Linked DNA regions of Homo sapiens: region 2 is linked to region 1. Evidence: chromatin contacts called from ENCODE Hi-C or POLR2A ChIA-PET data. All regions are on one chromosome and are shown on one strand. Each heading gives the region's core, a stretch centred on a gene start or an enhancer-like site at or near the end of the contact. The rest is flanking DNA. Distances are from core to core; before and after follow the strand shown.

The links. Hi-C counts contacts between places; a loop is a spot of excess contacts on that map. ChIA-PET counts read pairs that join two places held with the same protein, here RNA polymerase II (POLR2A). Pooled maps may share reads with other maps.
Region 2: a map of CD8-positive, alpha-beta T cell shows a loop between it and region 1 (22-fold over the local background). The contact joins the promoter of SLC2A1 here to the promoter of PPCS in region 1. A Hi-C loop is called at or near these places in 5 of 168 maps with a recorded cell type or tissue (CD8-positive, alpha-beta T cell, ascending aorta, naive thymus-derived CD4-positive, alpha-beta T cell and 1 more), 8 of 37 single-sample maps with no recorded cell type and 13 of 50 pooled maps. POLR2A ChIA-PET finds 5 or more read pairs at or near these places in 1 of 52 experiments (HEK293).

Annotation. Positions count from the first base shown.
Region 1 is chr1:42,454,635-42,458,015 of GRCh38, forward strand. It overlaps PPCS (phosphopantothenoylcysteine synthetase), which reads left to right and starts at 1,909. Exons shown (of 3, transcript NM_024664.4): 1 at 1,909-2,439; 2 at 2,613-2,716. The coding sequence starts at 1,932. ZMYND12 (zinc finger MYND-type containing 12) reads right to left here and starts at 1,388. Exons shown (of 8, transcript NM_032257.5): 1 at 1,254-1,388. The coding sequence starts at 1,363. It also overlaps a transcript of CCDC30 not described here. RefSeq lists enhancers at 1,510-1,739, 1,980-2,049, 2,140-2,259.
Region 2 is chr1:42,957,208-42,960,588 of GRCh38, forward strand. It overlaps SLC2A1 (solute carrier family 2 member 1), which reads right to left and starts at 1,661. Exons shown (of 10, transcript NM_006516.4): 1 at 1,427-1,661. The coding sequence starts at 1,444. It overlaps SLC2A1-DT (SLC2A1 divergent transcript), which reads left to right and starts at 1,842. Exons shown (of 4, transcript NR_033967.1): 1 at 1,842-2,370. RefSeq lists silencers at 782-1,421, 1,552-1,961, 1,834-2,017.

The DNA of each region.
Region 1 (3,381 bases), core at 659-3,158:
GTCACTGTCTAGCCCTAACCTTTATCTTCTTGGTTTAAACTTCTACTACCTATCACAATGATGTTCCAACTTTTTTTTTTTTTTTTGAGACACAGTTTCACTCTTGTTGCCCAAGCTGGAGTGCAATGGAGCGATCTCGGCTCACTGCAACCTCCGCCTCCCGGGTTCAAACGATTCTCCTGCTTCAGCCTCCCGAGTAGCTAGGATTACAGGTGCACGCCACCACATCCGGCTAATTTTGACTCAACCTATAGTAAGAAATACATTTTTCCTGTACACACACACATGTCCACATAAAACACTAAGACAAAAGTTTTAAGAAACAATTCAGGTAGGATTAACCTGATACTTTCTACTCATTCTGTGCTCTTTTTTGTTGTTGTTGTTTTCTCTAAATGGTGATTGTGACTTATTCATAAACTGCTAAAGGGCCCTGGCCTGCAGTTTGAAAATCACTGACTGCTCCCTCCACTACTACGTTCTCCACTCGGCCCTTAGCAAACTCTGTTCTTTTGCCATTTGCCCTAGCAGTCCCGGATGCCGGGAATGCCCTACCCTTCTTCACTACTCCTGTACACAGCAGGTTCTGACTGCCCTCTCAAAATGCAGCTCAAATGTTTCTTCCACAGGGAAAGCTTTCCACATACTGCCCCATTCACTATCGTCTCACTCTCGTTGCCCAAGCTGGAGTGCAGTGGCGCGATCTCCGCTCACTGCGAGCTCCGCCTCCCGGGTTCAAGCGATTCTTCTGCTTCAGCCTCCCGAGTAGCTGGGATTACAGGCGCCCAGCACCACTCCCGCCTAATTTTTGTATTTTTTAGTAGAGACAGGGTTTCACCATGTTGGCCAGGCTGGTCTCGAACTCCTGACCTCAGGCGATCCGCCCGCCTCGGCCTCCCGAAGTGCTGGGATTACAGGCGTGAGCCACCGCGCCCGGCCTGTTTCTTTACTGATTTGTCTCCCACATTGGAATGTTAGATCTTTGAAGGAACTGATCTACCGAGCTGCCCCAGTAACTTTAGCACCTAAAATAGTGCATAACACAGAGTACGCCTTCAGAAAACATGAGTGACGAATAAGTGGGAGATGAGACAGACGAGGCCACGGGAGTCTTAGGGGCCTGTCTTAAAGCCGTTTTGAGGTGTCCCTTGCAGAGTCAGGGGCAACGGCTAACGCAAGGTACCCAAGCCAGACCCGGGAAAGGGAGAGAGGGAGGGAGTTATAGCGCCCAGGTGCCACGTTTCAGGGCCTACCAGTAATAAGTGACTGTGCAGGCCGCGCACACCCGCTCGGCTGGGGCTTCGCACACCTCACAGCAGAGTCTGCGCCCCTTGGGGACTGCCAGTGGGTAGATCACATTCATGGTGCAGCCAGCAGTGCTGGTCTCTAAGACGGTTGCCCAGCAAGGATACGCTGAACCCCGGCGTCACGTGACGATCGCGGGGCTGCGTACTTGCCAGCATTTCAAGGGCAGAGGGCGGCGGGACGTGACTCGACTAACATCTGGGTGTATTGCTGAAGTTGGAAAAGGGGAAGAAAGAAAGAAAAAGCAGCACAAAACCCACAAGTCCCACGGGTCAAATGGCCGAGAAACGACTCCCAAGGAGTCCAAGTCCAGAAAGGCCCGTACAGTGGCCGGTAAGGGTCAAACATGGCCAGTTCTTCACCCAGGCTAGGAAACGAACGTGAGGGAACGTGACCCTACCAGATGCCCACCCAGCCGGGGATCCCCCTCGTTGCAGTGTCACTTTCGCTGGGCTCTGGGGCAGAACAACTACGCATTTCCAGACTTGGCGAGATCGGGACCTAGTGTCAAAAGAAGGGTAGTGAACCGCCCACTCAGTACGGCGCGGCGCGTACACCAGGTAGGCGAGAAGGGGCGTGGCGCGGCGGCCGCGAAACGTGCGCAGGCGCCGGCCGCTGCGCTGCAGATGGCGGAAATGGATCCGGTAGCCGAGTTCCCCCAGCCTCCCGGTGCTGCGCGCTGGGCTGAGGTTATGGCTCGCTTCGCGGCCAGGCTGGGCGCGCAGGGCCGGCGGGTGGTGTTGGTTACGTCAGGCGGCACCAAGGTCCCACTGGAAGCGCGGCCGGTGCGCTTCCTGGACAACTTCAGCAGCGGGCGGCGCGGTGCAACCTCGGCCGAGGCCTTCCTAGCCGCCGGCTACGGGGTCCTGTTCTTGTATCGCGCTCGCTCTGCCTTCCCCTATGCCCACCGCTTCCCACCCCAGACTTGGCTGTCCGCTCTGCGGCCTTCGGGCCCAGCCCTTTCGGGCTTGCTGAGCCTGGAGGCCGAGGAGAATGCACTTCCGGGTTTTGCTGAGGCTCTGAGGAGCTACCAGGAGGCTGCGGCTGCAGGCACCTTCCTGGCAGTAGAGTTCACCACTTTGGCGGACTATTTGCATCTGTTGCAGGCTGCGGCCCAGGCACTCAATCCGCTAGGTGCGTGCCCTAGGAGTACCCCTTTTGCCTGGAAGCACAGCCTTTCTTTCCAGCCACTTATCCCCTTACCTCCTGCTTACCCACGGATCTCAGCTGGGGAACCCGAGTTGAGAAGGAGCTGATCCTATATCGTACCTCGCCGATTTGTTAACACCTTGTGTTTCTCTTTGCAGGCCCTTCTGCGATGTTTTACCTGGCTGCGGCTGTGTCAGATTTCTATGTTCCTGTCTCTGAAATGCCTGAACACAAGATCCAGTCATCTGGGGGCCCACTGCAGGTGATGGGCGCTTCTCTTCCAGAGATCTAATCCCATATAACCAATCTTGGGTTAATTTCCTCTTGATCTGGAGATGGCCTTTCTGCATCTGTATTCGCTAGGCACAGGGGATACAGAGATGAATAAGACACCGCCCTCCCTCATGGACCTCACAATCTAGTGAGGGAGCTGGACACAGACATAATTACAATACAGAGTGATAAATGCTCTAGTGGAGGTATGTACAAAGTGCAGTCAGATCATGGGGCGAGTGAATCCTGGGGGAGTCGATGAAGCTTCTTGGAGGAGATGAATTGAACTGGGTTTTAAAAGATGAGCAGAACCGAGCGCGGTGGCTCACGCCTGTAATCCCAGCACTTTGGGAGGCCAAGGAGGGCAGATCGCCTGAGGTCAGGAGTTCGAGACCAGCCTGGCCAACATGGTGAAACCCCGTCTCTACTAAAAAAATACAAAAATTAGCCGGGCGTGGTGGCAGGCGCCTGTAATCCCAGCTACTCGGGAGGCTGAGGCAGAAGAATCGCTTGAAACCAGGAGGCGGAGGTTGCAGTGAGCTGAGATCTCGCCATTGCACTCCAGCCCGGGCGACGAGAGCGATACTCCGTCGCAAAAAAAAAAAAAAACACCAAAAATCAAAACAAAATGAGCAGAGGGTGTACGAAGTGGGA
Region 2 (3,381 bases), core at 411-2,910, 500 kb after region 1:
AGCTTCTCACTGAACTTTTGTTTAGTTATATCCCACCCTTACGGCTCACCTAAGATCCTGGGAGCCTTCCCCGGGAACTTCCCCGGGGTCTCACCTCAAGCGAGGGCCCAGGAAGGGTGAACCAAGTCGTCTGGATTTATGGATTCAACAGGTGTGGGGCGGAAGGCCTTTTCCTGCCGAGGGTGCGGCCCAGCGCCACCCCGCTCAGTCTCAGCGGGACACCTCCACAGCCAGTAGGAAGGGCAGTTCAAAATTCAGTGCTACCCCCGCGTCCCAGCTAAGAAAACAAGGGCCATCCAGGTGCCCTCCCAGCTGACGAGATGGAAAAATCAAAGTATAATAGATAAAGAGGGACCGTTTCAAAAGAAAAAGGGGACTTGAAAATATTGTAGACTAGGGGGAGGAAAGGAGGTGGAAAGAAACAATGCCCTACACACAGGAGGGGCTCCACAAACAATTTGTTGAAAAGAAATCGCTCTGCGGACGCTACAAAGATGCCCTGCAGGACAAGCCCACTTACACAGAAAAAAAGAAATCCTATCTAGGGAGTTGTTGGTCCCCAGAGTCCCCATCCCTCATTCCCCAACCCCGTGGCGTGCGCGCTTCCCGCTAGACTTCAGCCTGGGGCTCTTTCCTGGCCCCCAGATCCCCCGCCCCTCCGGTTGCGCTCCCCGCCTGGCCCCGAGGGTAAACCTGCCTCCGCGGAACACATCTCCGCGAGACTGGGCCAAAGCTTTGGGGCCTGCACTCCTCGCAAAGGAGAGCCTCCGAGACCGGAGGTTCATCTCAACCCCCGCGTTCGAGCCCGGGCCTGGAGAAAAGTGCCCTCCCCTCGGCCTCGGCCTCGTCACCGCGGGGGACTGGCGGGAGGAGTAGGGGAGGCCGGTGGGACACCTCGCACCAGGCCGCCCACCTACAGGGGCGTCCGGGCTAGGGGAGCAGACGGAGAGCGGGGGCGGCTCCTGACTCCTCCGCGCGCCGGGGCCGGGGCCGGGCCGGGGGCTCGGCCCGCTCAGCCAATGGGCGCCGCGCTCGGGCCCCCTCCCCCGCACCGGGAGGGGCCGAGGCTGGGCTGCTGCTGCCGAGGTCGTGTGCGACGTGCCGCTCCCGGGCCCTGTGTCCCCAGCCCCAGCAGGGCCGCGTGGACGGCGCGGCGCCCCCGGAAGGAGGCCATGTGCTCAGTGCCGGCGCCAACTACGCACGCGGCGCCCTCCGGCCCGCTAGATCCGAAGCCCATCCCCACTGCGGCCAGCGGCCCGGCGGGGCGCTGCGCTCGGGACCCGCACCGAGCCAGGCTCGGAGAGGCGCGCGGCCCGCCCCGGGCGCACAGCGCAGCGGGGCGGCGGGGGAGGCCCTGGCCGGCGTAAGGCGGGCAGGAGTCTGCGCCTTTGTTCCTGGCGGGAGGGCCCGCGGGCGCGCGACTCACCTTGCTGCTGGGCTCCATGGCAGCGCTGCGCTGGTGGCTCTGGCTGCGCCGGGTACGCGGGTGGCGACGGGCGTGCGAGCGGCGCTCTCCCGCTCAGGCTCGTGCTCCGGTCCGGGGACTCCCACTGCGACTCTGACTCCGACCCCCGTCGTTTGGTCTCCTGCTCCCTGGCGTGCTCACTCGGGGACCCGCGACTAGCGACCGGCACGCTCGCTGTTGCTACCTCTTGCCTCTTGCCAGAGAGCGCGCGGACCGTAGCGTTTATAGGACCCCGGCCATTGGCTGGCGACGCCGGTGTGTCAGGGGTGTGTGGGCAGGACCTCGGGGCGGGGCCTGGGGCCCAGCCTGTCCTGGGCGGCGCTCTGCGGGGAGGGGGTGAGGGGAGTGGCCGGGGCCGGGGCCCCCCCTAACCACTGCCTCGCTCAGGCTGCCGATCGGCTCGTTCTCTCTGCGTTGGGACCGCGGAGGGCATTCGCTGTGTGACTCAGGGCAAGTGTGCGCACCTCTCTGAGCCTCCGCGGCCTTCTCTAGCAAAATGGTGGAGCCGGTACCCGGCTGTAAGGCAAGCTGGGATGCGCGGAGTAGCGGGTGGAAAGCTGGACTGGAGTTCTCACTCGGCCGCTGGGTGACTTCGGTGCACTAGGGATAGTAACAGTACCACCTCGTAGGGTTGTAGAAAGACCAAGTGAGTTAATATTTGTAAAGTGTTTAGAACAGCGTCTACTGCATGGAAAGTAGTATTTATTTGTTAGAGAGACTCCAGGAGGTCTTGCCCAGGGATTGACTTCTCCCTTCCCTGTCTCCACCCCCCACATTCCCGTTTGTGAGCCAAGCCTTGCTTTTGCACCGGCCGGGCTCTCTTGCCTGGAAATGCATACCCATCTCAAACCTGGGCTTTAAAATCACCTCCTCTGGGACGCCTTCCTCTACTTCTCACAGTTCAGGTGAGTCTATGGTGACCTGTAAGTGTGGAAAATATGAAAGGCAGGCTAACTGACTGACATGATAGGACATTAAGGACATGATAGACCTCGGGTTTGAACCAGCTCAACTGTATACTGGCCCGGCCGCGATCCTGGGCGAGTTCCTGGCCAGTGAGGCTGTTTTCGTTTTTTTCTTTAATTTTTTTTTTTCTCAGACAGAGTCTCGCTCTGTCGCCCAGGCTGGAGTGCAGCGGCACGATCTCGGCTCACTGTAACCTCCGCCTCCCGGATTCAAGCAGTTCTCTGCCTCAGCCTCCCGAGTAGCTGGGATTACAGGCGCCCGCTATCACCCCTGGCTAATTATTTTTATTTTTAGTAGAGACGGGGTTTCACCATTTTGGCCAGGCTGGTCTTGAACTCTTGACCTCGTGATCCACCCACCTCGCCTCCCAAAGTACTGGGATTACAGGCGTGAGCCACTGAGCCCGGCCGAGGCTGTCTTCTTATGAGTAAATGGAATTCCCACACCAATCTCATTGCTATCAGGAGAGGTGCAATTTCCAGATAAGCTCATGAAGTGTTTAGCATGGAAGTTCTCATTTACTGGTTGGTGGTATTGTTGGTTTATTTATTTAGTCTGTTAGTAAATAAATAAATGCTGGTCTCAAACTCCTGGGCTCAAGTGATCCTCCCACCTTAGCCTCCGTAGTAGCTGGGAGTGCAGGCATGTGCCACTGCACTGGTAGTGGTATTGCTATCATCTGACTTCACCTTATTTCCTCTAGACCAGTGCCTTACTTGAGACACAGTGAAGGGAAGGACCCCCAGTCCAAAGGTCTGATCAAAGTCTTGAGGGTCCCTTTCCCGATGGAGGGAGTCATGGTGGGCTTACTGTCTGTCGGAAACCGGGAGGCTGAGCCGACCAGATGACCCCTGGAGTTCTCTGGCAATGTGTCCAGTTCTGGCTGAGGGGCACCTTGGTTGAGTATGGAGCCCTGAAACAGAAGGCAGGTGCATTCTGGGCACCCCCCT